Regions from separate parts of the Homo sapiens genome. Here region 1 is linked to region 2. The links are chromatin loops, found by intact Hi-C in ENCODE. Cell type or tissue: GM12878. All regions are shown on one strand. Each heading gives the region's core, and the rest is flanking DNA. Links, peaks and the distances in the headings are about the cores only. Region 1 overlaps SPESP1-NOX5 (SPESP1-NOX5 readthrough). Region 2 overlaps PAQR5 (progestin and adipoQ receptor family member 5).

Evidence for each region. Peaks named below come from ENCODE experiments on the same cell type or tissue, not always from the same donor. Only the 100,000 strongest peaks of a DNase experiment are listed, where the experiment ranks them.
Region 1: it touches region 2 in a loop (5-fold over the local background); 2 of 110 quality-filtered maps call a loop at or near these places.

Annotation. Positions count from the first base shown.
Region 1 is chr15:69,034,621-69,037,525 of GRCh38, forward strand. It overlaps SPESP1-NOX5 (SPESP1-NOX5 readthrough), which reads left to right. Exons shown (of 17, transcript NR_033672.2): 7 at 734-887; 8 at 1,138-1,316; 9 at 2,408-2,590. It overlaps NOX5 (NADPH oxidase 5), which reads left to right. Exons shown (of 16, transcript NM_024505.4): 6 at 734-887; 7 at 1,138-1,316; 8 at 2,408-2,590. Among named protein-coding and RNA genes, the nearest start is that of NOX5, 21 kb to the left of the region's middle. RefSeq lists an enhancer at 1,461-2,660. In GM12878, for the core only: a CTCF peak has its summit at 1,241; no DNase peak of the experiment used is centred there.
Region 2 is chr15:69,393,173-69,396,077 of GRCh38, forward strand. All of the region lies in intron 6 of PAQR5 (progestin and adipoQ receptor family member 5), which reads left to right. Among named protein-coding and RNA genes, the nearest start is that of KIF23, 20 kb to the right of the region's middle. In GM12878, for the core only: a CTCF peak has its summit at 1,621; no DNase peak of the experiment used is centred there.

The DNA of each region.
Region 1 (2,905 bases), core at 210-2,709, 360 kb before region 2:
CAATGAGAGAACCCTGGTTAACCACTCTGGATTTGGCTCCTGCAAGGCACCTCGAGAACTAACACAACACGTGCCCATCTGACATATGGACTAAATGAGGGCACCAAGTCAACAGAGATATTTTATTTATTTATTTATTTATTTGAGACATGGTCTTTGTCACCCAGGCTGGAGTGCAGTGGACTGATCATAGGTTGCTGTAACCTCAAACGCCTGGGCTCAAGCAATCCTGGGCTCAAGCAGTCCTCCTGCCTCAGCCCCCTAAGTAGCTAGGATTACAGGTGTGTGCCACCATGCCCAGCTAATTAAACAATTTTTTTTTTCTATAGAGACAGGGGTCTCGCTGTGTTGCCCAGGCTGGTCTCAAACTCCTAGGCTCCAGTGATCCTACTGTCTCAGCCTTCCAAAGTGCTGAGATTAGTGGAGTGAGCCACTGCGCCTGGCCCATATATTAAATATTAGTAAAAGCATAGATGTTTCTCATGTGTTTAGACAAAAATTAATACAAATAGACATTCTGTAACTTTCTCTTCCCGCCACAATTCTGGAGATCCTCCTCTAGAGACCCCAGGTATGAATCCAGGGAAGCAACAAGGCATGGGGGCAGGGGACTTTGGTGAGTGTCCTGTTCAGAAAGCACAGCTAGCTCAGGAGGATGCAGGGAGGTGGCTGGGAAAAGAGGACAAGGCAGACAGAGAGTGAGGCAGGGCTCTCTCCCACTCTGCCTGGCCAGGTGCTGATGCTCAGACGCTGCCTCACCTGGCTGCGGGCCACGTGGCTGGCTCAAGTCCTACCACTGGACCAGAACATCCAGTTCCACCAGCTTATGGGCTACGTGGTAGTGGGGCTGTCCCTCGTGCACACCGTGGCTCACACTGTGAACTTTGGTGAGTGATCTGGGGCAGGGTTGGGTCGGGGAGAAGCTTGAGCAGCCTCAAGCCCAGAATGCAGGGCCCAGCCCCTGTGTGTACTGCCTGCCCAAAGGGCAGAGAAGGGGTGCCCTGGATAAGCCAACGCTCTGGACAAAAGTTTCTGCCCGTGCTAGTATCTGATGGTGCAGGGTGGGGATCCCAATGGGAAGGTGGAGTGGGAAGAGCTGGTCTTGCAGTCACTCAACCTTTCTGAGCTTGTTTCCAGTACTCCAGGCTCAGGCGGAGGCCAGCCCTTTCCAGTTCTGGGAGCTGCTGCTCACCACGAGGCCTGGCATTGGCTGGGTACACGGTTCGGCCTCCCCGACAGGTGTCGCTCTGCTGCTGCTGCTCCTCCTCATGTTCATCTGCTCCAGTTCCTGCATCCGCAGGAGTGGCCACTTTGAGGTGCCCCAGTTGCTGCCCTTTTGCTTCCCCCAAGGCCAGGGTCCTACTTTCATTTCTTTCTGTGTCCCCTCTGATTTACTCCAGAGCCCAGGAAGGTCCCAAGCTGGTCTGCATATTATTTGCATGTGATTTGGGACCTGCTGCTGTGTTCTGCCACTGGACTGTAGTTTATGTCTGCCAAGTGTAGATGTTTTGCTGCGGAAGAGTCTGCCTTTTTGCTGGCTTATCCCTTTAGCCTATTTGGATTAAGTTGGGCTTAAAACAGTACAGGGAGGGGAAGGAACATAGGCTCAGCAGGTTTTGAATCCCCACTCCACTGCTTACTGGTCGCTCAACCTTTCCAAGCCTCAGTTCTCTCATCTGTAAAATGGAGGTGTAATTCTCTATGTTATTTTAGGAATTATAGGCGATAATACATGTAAAACCACTAACTACATCCTAGCACATAGGTGCTCTGAAAATGTTAGTTCCATCTTTGCTTCTGTCTCTCCAGCCTCCTCAAGATGCAGAAAGTCACAGAGGACTTGGTTTGGAGAGCTTGACTATCTTGTGGCCTGACCACATCAGAAATAGACATATACTGAGCACGTACCTACTCTGGGCCAGCAACAAGCCTTTGAAGTAGGAATCAGAATCCTCATTTGACCCATGAGGAATTTCACACTCAGAAAAGTAATGAAATTGCCCAAGATCACAAAGCTTCAGAAGGTGCTAAAATTGTCTTCTGCTATTTCTTCTCCACTCCCAGGAAGCCATTGCTGTCTTTCCTTTCTTCCTTCTGAGAATGGGTCGGGGGTAGCGATACTGATGCTCATGATCCCTGTGGGGGCAGTCCACTCTGCCCAGAACCTCCCCAGGCAGATATTTCAGATGTTTGCCTCTGGTATCAGGAATCTTCCCTTACAGCCTCCTTTGGCCAAGCACCCAGAAAAAGAAGCTTCCCAGCCCCAACATCTTACCCAACTCCATCCCCGGGAGAGAGTCAAGGCTCTGAGCACTGCCCTGGCTTTGAGGATAACCCTGAGTCCTGGCTCTGTTCCACCCCCCAGGCCTTGAGCTCTGGAAGTTGACTGCCCCCCCTACCCCCATAGGTGTTCTATTGGACTCACCTGTCCTACCTCCTCGTGTGGCTTCTGCTCATCTTTCATGGGCCCAACTTCTGGAAGTGGCTGCTGGTGCCTGGAATCTTGTTTTTCCTGGAGAAGGCCATCGGACTGGCAGTGTCCCGCATGGCAGCCGTGTGCATCATGGAAGTCAACCTCCTCCCCTCCAAGGTACAAAGGTGGGGGATGGGGAGGTGCTTTTCCAACTCACCCCAAGGGACAGTTTGTGGGGTGGAGCAGCTGGATACCCTGTCAGACCCCCAAGGAAATAGAGAATAGTGTAGCTGCAGCCCCATTGCTATGGAGGAGAGAAGCAAAATGCAAGACCCAGTCCAGCCCTCCAGGAGGGAAGCTTTAGGAAGATGAATGGCAGGGCAGGCAATAAACCTCTAAAATCCGATTTTGGGGAGAACAGTCTCCTTCAGCTCAGTAAGCGTTTATTAGTGCCTACAGGGTGCCAGGCCCTGAACTAGGTTACAGAGAAAT
Region 2 (2,905 bases), core at 159-2,658:
GTGGGCATGTGGCCCTTCCAGTGCCCTTTGTACCTCGTCCTCGCTCCACGTTCCCTGACCCATGGTTTTGCTGCTCTTACAAGGCCTGTCCTCCCCTCTCTTCATTCCCTGTCTCTGCCTTTGGTGTCTGGAGAGTGAGAAAGCTGACTCGTGTGCAGAAGTGATGCTGGCCCTGAGTAATTTCAGAAGAAGTGGGTAGAGAGGAGGGTGTGGGTATCTGGAGGCCTGAATTTCAACCCTGCTCCCCCAGACTTGCTGTATGGCCTCAGGGCAGTCACTGTCCACTCTGGGCCTCAGGGTCTACGTCTTCAATGAGGGCATCTGAGACAATACCCTCTGGGTCCTCTCTGGTTTGGGCATCGTGCAATGTCGATGCCTTAGTGTCTTCTCCAAGCTTCCTTTCCCAGCTGTCTTCCTCCCCCAGGCTCCACCCCTGCCTCTCCCTCCTGCTCCATCCGGCTGCAGTTGGGCAGGAGCGGGAGAGAACCACCTTCCCCTCCAGGGAGGGGAAGACCTCCTGGGGGAGACCAGGAACCTCAGTATTTGCTTGACAGTTATCTGATGCTTGCCCGAAAATCAGGGTTGAAATGGCATTCGTTCCATTACAAGGCAGACCATTAAGGCCAATCTCAACATAGAGAGCTTTGTCGTCCCCTGAGTGGTTTTTGGTTCTTATTGTCATGGACTTTGGTTCAAATGAAAATGTTCCAGAAAACTGCCTTCTCATTCTGTAGCATTTGAGAGGGGAAATGAGAGAATGCGTGCCCTCTTCGTGGTTCTTGGAGCAAGGTGGGGGTGGCCGAGGCCCTGGCCTGCTCATGCCTGCACAGGAAACGGCTGCCACTCCCTTCAGGAATGTCAGTTACACAGCAAGTACTGTATGGACAAATCACTGTCCATCTCCTTCCAGTGCATCCAACCATTGATTGTTTTTTTTTTGTTTTTTGTTTTTTTTTTTTCAAAGAGCTGCTGAGTGAAAAACCTCCTGGTCAGAGCAGTGAGGGCGAGAGATTAATTTTCACCCATGAGCTCTGCTCTAAGGACAGCTTAGAGGCAGTTGCTGAGGCAGTTCAGAGGGGTGGAGCTGACCTGGAAGGGGTTTGAGGTCAGCGCTGGAGGTAGAAGGCTCAGCAGACATGGTTCTCAGACAGAGGCTTGGCCAGAGGATAAAGTGCTGCTATAGCCAGTTAGGGGCATGGGGAAATGTCTACATCCCTGCAGTTCTCCAAAATAAGACAACTCCTACACAATAAAACAACCATAACTACCGCCCCCATGTACACACACACGTGCACTCGTGCGTGCGCCTCTGCAATAGAATGATTTTTCCAAAGGCCCGCTAGTTTCAAGCCCTAGTTCCGGAATTCCAGTTGCCAATCCTTCCAGCTTTTTTGTCAGATTGTGTTGAATCGACCCTTTCTTAACGAAGGCTTCTCCCGTAACCCAGTGTGTCCTGCCAACCTCGTTCTGAGCAGAGACCTCACTTCCTCTATAGCAGCCCCTTAGCCCTCTGGTGCGGGACTGCCCTAAGCCCGAGCAGGCTGGGCTGTGGGGCCGCACGTGGGGCGCCTCTGAGGATGCTGCGGCTGTGGTTCTGCTCTGGCTGTGGCGACATCGCGTGGCCTAATGCGGAACTGCAACTTGGTAGCGGACGGCCCCTCTCCCGAGCTACTGGCCCTTCTGCCTTTTTCTCTCTGTTGCTGTCTCTCTTCTCTTCTGCTTTTTCTCCTTCTCTTTTCCCTCTAGACCCGGCTTTGCAGCTGGAGAGGCTGGTCCGTTTGCCCCTGGGGAAACACTTTATCAGGCCGAGCGAAATGTTGTCTCAAGTCACAGAAAATCCATGCTTTGGGGGATGGCCTTCGCCAGCCACAGCCAGATTTCTTCGCGTGTAAGTGGCCACAGGGGCCCTTTAAGAGCGAGCCTCTCAACCTGGAGACGGCAGGCGGTGGCAGGGCACAGGGCAGGAGGGGGCGGCCTGCCGCGGCAGGGCAGGGTCTGCCGGAGGACTAAGAAGGCCGGTGAGGCAGATACCTGGCTCTCGGGATAGCAGGAGTGTGTGCCCTCTGCTCCAGGGGCAGAGCGGGCAGGGAAGGGTGAAGGCCGGGCGGGGTCTGAGTCTGCGCAGCCTACTGCCTGAGACAGAGGGGGTGACACTTGGGGGCCAGAAAGCCCAGGGTTTAAATCCTAGCTCTGCTTCTTATTGGCTCATCTGACTTCAGGCAAATCACCCAGAACCTATTTGTTCCCTCCTGTTCCTATTATCTGGACCAACATAGATACAAGGTGGGGATGGGGAGAGAATGGAGCTCCACGATGCATGTGTTTTTAAAAGCTGCTGTTTAGTCTGTGCGACTGTGCCATGCACAGTTCTAAACACCTCGGGAGCATCGTTTCATCAAATCCATACAACGAGGCTGTGACAAGGCACAGTCATTGTCCCTGTGTTACACATGAGGATCAGGAGGTACACAAAGGTTAGTGACCTGCCGAGGTCACGTGGTTGTGAAGGGCAGGGTCAGGATTTGAACCCAGTGTGTCCCAATCAAGCTCTCCACATAAAATCACAGTGCTGCGCTGCCTCACCTCTCCGGGAGTTTGGTTCTTTTTCGGGGGGGATGATGCATCCTAGTTCCTTCTCCTTGAGCTTCTCACCTGGTACATGCCATGTACCATGTATGACTTACAGGCAGGGTCAGGAAAGAAGAAACACGAAAGTGGGCTGGAGTGAAGTTGGGGTTTGTCTTGGGAGGCTGTGGGGCTTCTCCGGGCACACAGTGGTGTCCCTTTCTCCTGAAACAGGAATCTCCGGGTGGGCCATTTGTGCTCGGTTGCCCTGAGGACTGAGTGGAGCACAATAGCCTGGAGAATGTCCGCATCCTCAGACCTGCTTCTGTGCTGGGTCCCC